Regions from separate parts of the Homo sapiens genome. Here region 2 is linked to region 1. Evidence: read pairs that join two places in POLR2A ChIA-PET (ENCODE). Cell type or tissue: GM12878. All regions are shown on one strand. Links, peaks and the distances in the headings refer to the core of each region. The heading gives the core; the rest is flanking DNA.

Region 1 (4,398 bases), core at 64-4,063:
GTAGAGGGCCTCGCTCAGTAGCCATGGCCCAGACCTCCAGGGAGGAACCCCTGCCCACCACAATACCACTACCTCCCACCCCCAACCATCAGTTACCTTGTAGATGACGCCGCCTGTGGCAGAACATGTCAGCATGTAATTTCCCTCCGAGTCAAAAGCGAAGAGTCGGCCCCTGGGGACTTGAACCTGCTTGTAGCCGCTGTATCCAGACAGCACAAAGGGGCCCGTGGCATCTGAGGGGAGGCTGTACTCGGATACCTTGAGGCCACTCTTGTGGATGTTCCACTGGATGAACTGCAGTCACAGGGCACAAGCAGGGTGCTCGCAGCGGAGCTGGCCAATGCAGGCCTCAAGGAAGAGCCAGGACCCACCCCACAGCAGAGGCTGGCGAGGGCGACCCGCCTCCCCCAGCCACAGTGCTGACATCCTTGAAAAGCCTTTCAAGTGCCAGAGGCAGAAAAGTGGGTGAGAGGTCTACAGGTCCTATCTCTGGTCAACATGATTTAAGCATTTTTTAGGGAAGAAAATCTAGAAAAAGAGGCAGCAACCTCACATTAAAGTCCAACCCTTCTCTTTCTCTCTGGCCTGACCCTAGGAGAGGAAAAGGGACAGCAAGTGGCTTTGCCTGGATTCCTGGTCTCTCAAGCAGGAGGAATGCTTCAAGTGACATATTATTATTATTATTATCAGAGTTAGACCCCAACTAGATTTTTCTATCCTAGGAACAAGGTACAGAGGACAAAGTCCACATATATTTCCAGTGTTTCAGGCATATAATCAATTGAACACTGGGCGATGCCATTATAAACTCAGCTTCTTATCATAGCAGACATCATCCCTTAGCCTACCCTACGGACAGGATACTTGGCTGTGACCACCTCTTCACTGAGCATCCCACATAACAAGGAAGTCGAGCTTTAATGTAAAAGTCCCTTCCCAAACTTTTCAAATGAAGAATTTATTTTGTAGTTACTCCTTTCAAGGGATAAAAAGATAGACAGTGTCCAATCCCAAAAGTCCAGGCAGGCACACATGGAAAGGGCATCCTTCTCCCATCTCTGCCCCTGCCAGCTCCCCCTCTGAGGCAGTCACTATTCCTAGTTCCTAACCCTCCACAGAGGGAATCTACCAGGGGCATGTACTTTTCCTTTTTTTCTGGCTTCTTGTTTACATCTCTGGGCTCTGCTGGGGTCTGTACACATCTAAGAAGCTGTACCCAGCCACTCAGCAAACTACACATCCATGAGTGGTCCTGGGACCACTCACTACCAAGCCCAGCAAAGCAAACTCAGCCCTAAATCCAGACCCCACAGATACATCTATGGTAAGATGAGTAATTTTTGGTACTTCCTTTCATAAGGATAGCCAACTCCCACTGAATTCACTAAAACCTCGCAAAGATTGTAAGACGAATTACTAGTTTATCCCTATTCTACAGATAACAAAGCTGCAAAAAGAGGCCCCAGGTTGCAGAGCTAGTAACAGGTATGGCCACAACCTGCAGCCGGCCCACATGTCATCCCGGTGCTCTCTTATCTGAATCCTGCAGCCGCCTACCTTCCCGTCCTCGCCGATGCTGTACACGGTGTTCTCATCATAGCTGAACTCCACAGAGTAGACCTCCCCGTAGTGGGCCCTCCAGCTCATCGCGCACTCATGCTGCTGCATGTCTGAGGCAATGAGACACGGCCACTCACATCCTGGCCAGGGCTCTGCAGAAGGAATCTGCCTGCAGCAGGAGGCCCCCTCACCCTCTACTCAGGCTGACAGCTGTTCTGGAAGCCAAGGGCAGGCACCCAGGACCCAATGAGCGCCATAAAGCTGCCCCTGCCCAAGAGGTCAGGCTGCTTCTAAGCCTCAGAGGCAGCTTCTTTCACCAGGTCAGAAGTGAGGCTCAGGAGTCCCTGGGGGGAGCTCACCTGGGGAGCCCTAAGTCTAGGAAGACACCTGAGAAACTCCCCTCTGTAACTTCCCCATGTGCCCTGGGAATCCCCTAAAGATACAGTTGCCTTGCCCCAGCCCAGGCTCTGGGGATGTCTCCTGGGGACAGAGCCCAACCTGGGGATTTCTACACAGCATGCCAGGTGATTCTGATGTATGCCTCTGGTTAAGGAGCACTGTTCTGATGCTTTTGAGAATCAACTACCCACAGCAAGTAGGTAGGACAGCAGTACTCTTGTATGCCCTCCTGTATTTCACATGGGTGACAAGGACTCAGATGGAACAACTCAAGACTCAAGGACCGCTGAGCTCCACCCCCTCCCATGTCTATTGACACTAACTATGGGCGAGTTTATTACGGTGGGTGTTTTGAAAACGTTGACCAAAGTTAAGCTGTAGTACATGCATCTGAAGTCAGGGTTTTGCAAAAGCCTCTAGCCCAGCTGGCAAAAAAATCCAACGTCGGCAAAAAAAATTGCCTGGGAAATCTAAGGAGATCAAGGATTGCTATGAGCACACTTGCATACCAAACAGCCGGATGACGCCATCAGCTGCCCCTGTGACCAGCAGGTTCCCGTTGTGATTGAAGGCTGTACAGTTGATAGCAATGGGTTCTGGATCCAGGGAGAACTGGAGCTATTGAAATAAAACAAAAATGTCAGTAGCAGATCTTCACTCAGCCCAGGCACGCTGCTTATTCCAATGCAGACAGGTGCCCCAGACTGGGTTTTCCACCAGCTCCTCCCTTATGTAATCTGGAAATGTAGATCTGAGCCTTTGCCAAAGTGCTGTGCCAGTGACCTTCTGTGCTCTTTTGAGAACAAGTTCTCTGTGCCTAAATACATTCTGGTTTCCATAGAGAAATGATAATCCATGCTTGCTCCATTATAAAAGAAATAATACATATCTTAGCAACCTACACTTCACCCAGAATGCATTCCAAGCAAATTCTCATTGAAAAGTCTTATGCCCTCAGAAAATAACACTTCATCAACTGCCTTTGATGACAGACAACACTAATAAACCTGCCCTATGGCTCCCCACAGAAACACTCAGAAATATAGTAGCAAACAAAACCACCTCATAGAACATAATGTCTATTAATTACATAATTAATGAACACTATCATTTCAAACAATATGAAACCCTGGGAACACTAAATAATCCTCCTGAAATTAAAAATGCAAGATAGAATGTTATTTAAAATACACACAGAGTACTGAGCTAGCAAATAAAAGAATCCTCTAGGGCCACAACTAAGAGAAAGCAAGAACGCAGAGAACCAGTGCACTCCAAAGCCGGCTTTCACTATGGGGAATTAATCAGATCCAGATGACTCAAGTTCCCATTCTGCTACCCATGAGGAGCTCAGGAGCCTGGAGACAACCATGTGTGATCTGCCCAAGGTCAGGCGATAAGAAACCGTCACATGGAGCTGAGACTCCAAAGAGCTATACCTTCAGTGCAGGAATGAACTAGAAACAAACCTACTTCACAGAAAGGGATAACAAGAAAACTTACCTCCCTGCAAATTCATAACCACAAACTAGCCCTGACGTGGGAGGAACCTGGCAAAAATTAATGCAAATCCAAAGAAATGCACCTCCAACCCAGGCCTCAAAATATTCTCAGAGATACTGGCCCAAAAAACACCATGATCACAATTCATAAGAAACAGGAAAATAAGGCAAAAGGAGCCAGCACCCACAGAGACAACAGAGCAGAATCAGACCCACAAAGACTTCAGACATTAGATTTATAATGAGAACATACAAGCACATTCAATTGTTCAACAAAATAAAATAAGGAATTGAAAATATGGGTAAAAATGAGAGACTATAAACACGACAAAGCAGGTTTTAAAAAATGAAGGTGAGCTTCTAAAAATGAGAAACACAATAACTGAAATTACCATCCTAATAAATAGATGAAACAGAAGATTAGATATAGTAGAGGAGAGATTAGCAAACTGATGGATCTGAAGAAACTATTATCAAGAATGCAGCAAAGTGAAACAAAAAAGAGGAAGAGGCAAGTTCTAACACATATGGAATGGGAGTTCCAGAAGGCAAGAGATGATCAGAGAACAGCAATACTGGAAAAAATGATGACTGAGAATTTTCCAGAATTGAACAGACACAAATCCTCTGATTCAGAAAACAAATCCCAAGCAAAACTTCAAAAAAATTAATTTCAAAAGTTAAGAACCAGAAAATCCACATCCAGAGAACCAGGTAAGATTTTAAAAGCAGCCAGAGAGAAAAGACAACAAAGGAATGCCAATTACATGGAGAGCTAATGTCCCGGTCTCAGCAAAGGCAGCCAGAGGATGGACCAAGTCACAAGGTTAGGGAAGCAGTGTTCAGCCTGGAATACAAGAAGCTATTCTAGAAAAACACATATACTGTGGTTTATTCATATGGAGTCAGAAAACCTGCAAAACAAAAATTCGGTTGT
Region 2 (4,398 bases), core at 282-4,281, 200 kb before region 1:
ATGTTGTTGCATATATCAGTAGTTCCTTTTTATTGTTGAGAGGTATTCCATTATGTGAATAGATCAAAATTTCTCCATTTAGCCATCCATTCATGCTCATTTAAATTATTTTCAGTTTGGGGCTGTAACAAATAAAGCTCCTATGAATATTTTTGTACAAGTCCTTGTGTGAACATGTTTTTGTTTCTCATGGGTAAATCCCTAGGAATAGTATTATTGGGTTATATGCTAACTATATACTGTATGAGAAACTGTATCTGTTTTCTAAAGTGGCTATATCCTTTTGCATTCCCAGCAATGTGTTATTTCTTCGCCAATAATTCTTAGGTTTTAATTCAGTACAAGTGTGCTTTTCCCTTACCTCATGGAGCATAATTGTAATGACTCCTTTAAAGTTCTTGTCTGATAGTTTTAACATCTGGGTTATCTTGATGTTAACATTTGTTGATTGCCTTTTGCCCTGAGAACTGGTCCTACTCCTGGTTTTCCATTATTCATGCTATGCTGTGTAGATTCTGGGTCAGTGTATTTCTTCTAGCAGGCAATCAATCCAGTTAGGTTGAAGCAATAAGTTCTGGTGCCCCTTCTGTGGATAATTCAGATCTCAGTTCTGATCTGTAAGCCTTTGCTATGCTTATTTGGTTCTTTCCCATGCCAGTGTAGTTCAGGGGTTTTGAGACTTGTATAGATGGTTCAAAGTCCTGTTTAGTTCTCTTAAGTTTTCCTTGTATTGGTTTGGGACTATCTTGCACATGTGTAATTCAGGGATTGAGCTGAGACATTTGTGTGTGGGTGGGGGGGGGGTTGGTTAAAATTTCAGTTAAGTTTTCATAGTCTCTGAGAGTGTGTCTGCTTGCATAGCTCAGGGATTAGGATGAGACTTTTGTGCACTCATACACAGGATTAGGAGATACCTTTCTCTGGTTGCTTTCTTCCCTTCAGATTCCCTCCACACTGTAAGGACCCCTTTTCCTGGGTCTTCTGTTAAGAAAGACTGGGTTTCTGATTTGGAGAAGGAATTTTTTTTGTTTGTTTTCTTGTATGTGTACATATTGTCATTTCTTAGTCTAGGCCAGAATTTCTCAACCTCTACACTACTGACCACCCCACCATGTTCTCCCATGACATCCTGTATATGCCTGCATGGTTGCCCTTGCCATATCATATCACCTAACCCTTCCTTCTTTCTGTCTGTACTGAGAACGCCTTGATCTCAGAGGCTGTCTTATCAATGTTTGTATCTCTTCCAAGCACTGGGTCTGGCACATAGTAGGTAATCACTAAATAGGATATTATCATTGTTAGGGTGGTGTGACTAAATTATTCTGCTCAAGAGAAAAAGAAAAGGCTACTCTCAAGCATTTTGGAATCAAACATTTATAATAAAAAATAACTCCAAACTTTAGTAAACAGAAAAAAAAAAAGACTCAGTTTCTATCTGAGATTTAGCCATTTGCACCACCACACTTCTCTGTGCATGAGGCCTGCCATTCAGCAGGCCAGAGCAAACAAGGGGCTGGACTCACCTTCCTGTGGGGGTGCTTCTCTAAGTATTAACTCTACAGTCTGCTCTTGTTTACTTTTCAAATTCTTCAGATAGTTATGTTTTTGTATTTTATCTAGAGTTTAGTTGGAATTAGTGAGAGAGAAGGCCTTTATAAGACTTATGTTGCCACAGCAGGACTAGAACTCTTGTTCATTAACTTTTGGGTGAATGACAAACTTGCAAATTTTACATGTGGTTGCTGGATTTTGTTGTATTCAGTTAAAGAATGTTGGACTTTGTCCTGATAAGCAGTTGTTTTGCTTGTGGATCAGTTTCATTACTTTGAGGCTTGCCTTTCAGCTTTGTTAGAGTGTGTCCAGCCACAACAGTCTTTACTCCGGGGCTGAGTTCATTATTTAGGTGTCAGCTCACATGTTACCTCTTCAGAGAAATCTTGCCTGACCACCCTATCTAAAATAGCATTCTTACTCCCACTTTCCCATTTCTAATCTTCATTTATATTTCTGTTTTTTATTTTTGTAGCATTTATGATCACTGAAATTATCTTGTTTTCCTATTTATATATGCCCTACTACAGTGTAAGCTCATGATGGCAGGGACATTGTTTTTTTCACCCTGTATGGCAATTGTCTGTATATAGTTTTTAGCACATAGTAGATGCATGATAAGCATCTGTTGAATGAATGAGTCTATAGAACAATCCTGATAAGTAACTAGGGCAGGTGATATTATTAGTTATTGACCTGTAGTAAGATTTATGTTCAAAGAGGCTGCCTTGCCCAAACAAAGTCATACAAAAACAAAGTGGTAAAAGGGAAGGAATCCAGTTATCTGAGCTCTAGTCCAGTTGCTGTATCAGCTGTTGTACAAAAATAACCAAGAACTAAATCTCGGCAAAAAGCCACATTTCAGAGGTGAAAGAGCAAGAGGAGTCAGTGAGACAAATGGAAAACCAAATATGTGGAAGGGAGGGGGAAACCCAGGAAATGTATCATAAGAGAAGTGCGCTTAAGGAGGGTGACCATCAACGTCAAATTGATGCCGTACAGTATCACACCAAAACACCAGATCACTGCACAGCCTGCTTGGCGTGGCCCCATACTAGTCTATGTGAATTGTGTTCCTGGCATTGTATCACACAGTAGCTCTAGAAGGAGAACTGAGAAAAAGTTGTGACTGAGTTCACTAGCAAACCTTGAGAATACAGTTCCAGGAAGTGGTGAGGAATTATAGTTCATCACTGTATTTAACTCGTTAGACAAATAGTGTGACTACATTTAAGAAGAGTCAAAGTAGATGATTTGCTAGAAAAGCTACGAGAAACATGTTTTTAAACCAGTAGTGAGCTTTTAGAATAAATTAATAGTATAAAAGTCAACTATCTTTTGGCTACTGTGAAGATCAATCATCACAAAATTTCATTAGTACTTTTATAAACAGTGCCATGAATTATAAAACATTTATAATGATACCCACACATTGAATAGTGTTGAAAGGAAAAAAGGAACTATATAAAAATTACAGGAGTTGGTATTTTTCTTCTTCCCACTCATGATTGTGTTTGAATCTTTTTCTCAGCTGACTCTTTTGGTGATCCCTTCTTCCCCCGGACTACACAGATACTATTAGAATATCAGCTAGGGAGATGGGTGCCACGTCTTCGTGAACCAAGGGATTTATATGGTGTCTCTTCTTCTGGTCCATTGAGCCCAACACGGTGGCCATACCATTGTGAAGTCATCGATGAAAAAGTCCAGCATATTGGTATGTTTTTAGCAGTTTGGGGGATTCAGACATTAGCAAACTTACTTTGCCAACCTTAATTTTAATGAGGAGACTCACAATGTTAGAAAACAGCACATTCCAACAGAAATATAACATGAGCCACATAATGTAATTTTAAATTTGCTTGTAGCCACATTTAAAAAGGCAAAAAGAAGAAAATGAAATTAACTTTAAAAATGGATTTTATTTAACCCAAATATATCCAGAATATTTCACATTCTTTTTGTCCAAAGTCTTCAGAATCTGGTGTGCATTTATCTTTACAGACATTTGAATTGAGATCAGCCACATTTCAAGTGTTCAGTAGCCACATGGGCTTAAATGGAGGCACTTGCAGCATTTGCTTGGCTCCTGAAGCTTTAGCAATTCTAAACAATTCCAAAGGGCATGACGGTGTCCCAGGCACAAACTCATACACAGAGTGAAGTCACAGATGGAGGCTATGCCGGAATGGCTGTGAGCTGTAGTCCTGCTCTTTGTGGCTCTCTGTCTCTTTCTCCTTATTTCCTCCTTGTAGGTCTGTCTTCTTAGTGTATCTTTATCTTCTTTTACCACTTTCTGCCTTTCTCCTTTTTTCCTCTTTTCCTCTTTCATTTTCTCTTTCTGCTCCTTTGTCTTTTTCCCACTCTCTGCTTTTTCCTTTAATGGATGTTTATGAAACTGAAGAGTATATATTTTAGTATATATAGATTTTAATATTTCTGTATGTGTCCATTCCCAAATTCATTTTTGCTTTTCCAAGTAAAGCTTATAGCCTCATCTCTCCAATCCGTGCACAGGCATGACAGAAACATCCCATTGTTCATCATCTTTTCACTGCCATGACTTTCCACCTTTTGTTGATTGAGGCACGCAAACATATGTTATTGCCAGGTGGAGATCTTATGGACACTCATTGGTGAATAAAAAAAAATTACACATACATACTTTTTATAACTACACTTATTGCAGTGCCTACTAGGAGTTCTTAAAAACTAAATTTTCTTCATATATCATCTGGCATATAGATAGATAGACATGGGGAGAAAGGACGGGTGGAGAGAGAGAAAGAACACTGATTTTTGTTCATAGAGGACAAAGGTAATTTTTCTCAAGAATTCCAAAGT

What was found. Peaks named below come from ENCODE experiments on the same cell type or tissue, not always from the same donor. Only the 100,000 strongest peaks of a DNase experiment are listed, where the experiment ranks them.
Region 2: POLR2A ChIA-PET joins it to region 1 with 29 read pairs; 16 of 35 experiments call an interaction of 5 or more read pairs at or near these places.

The regions. Positions count from the first base shown.
Region 1 is chr7:135,186,876-135,191,273 of GRCh38, forward strand. WDR91 (WD repeat domain 91) reads right to left here. Exons shown (of 15, transcript NM_014149.4): 12 at 2,469-2,577; 13 at 1,558-1,670; 14 at 97-294. Among named protein-coding and RNA genes, the nearest start is that of MIR6509, 18 kb to the right of the region's middle. RefSeq lists enhancers at 179-228, 1,610-1,829, 1,870-1,999. In GM12878, for the core only: a CTCF peak has its summit at 112; a DNase peak (open chromatin) is centred at 2,025; H3K4me3 peaks cover 1,594 bases; H3K27ac peaks cover 2,526 bases.
Region 2 is chr7:134,990,408-134,994,805 of GRCh38, forward strand. AGBL3 (AGBL carboxypeptidase 3) reads left to right here. Exons shown (of 17, transcript NM_178563.4): 4 at 3,086-3,271. Among named protein-coding and RNA genes, the nearest start is that of AGBL3, 6.1 kb to the left of the region's middle. RefSeq lists an enhancer at 1,042-1,091. In GM12878, for the core only: no CTCF peak of the experiment used is centred there; DNase peaks (open chromatin) are centred at 1,773 and 2,614; H3K4me3 peaks cover 2,169 bases; H3K27ac peaks cover 4,000 bases.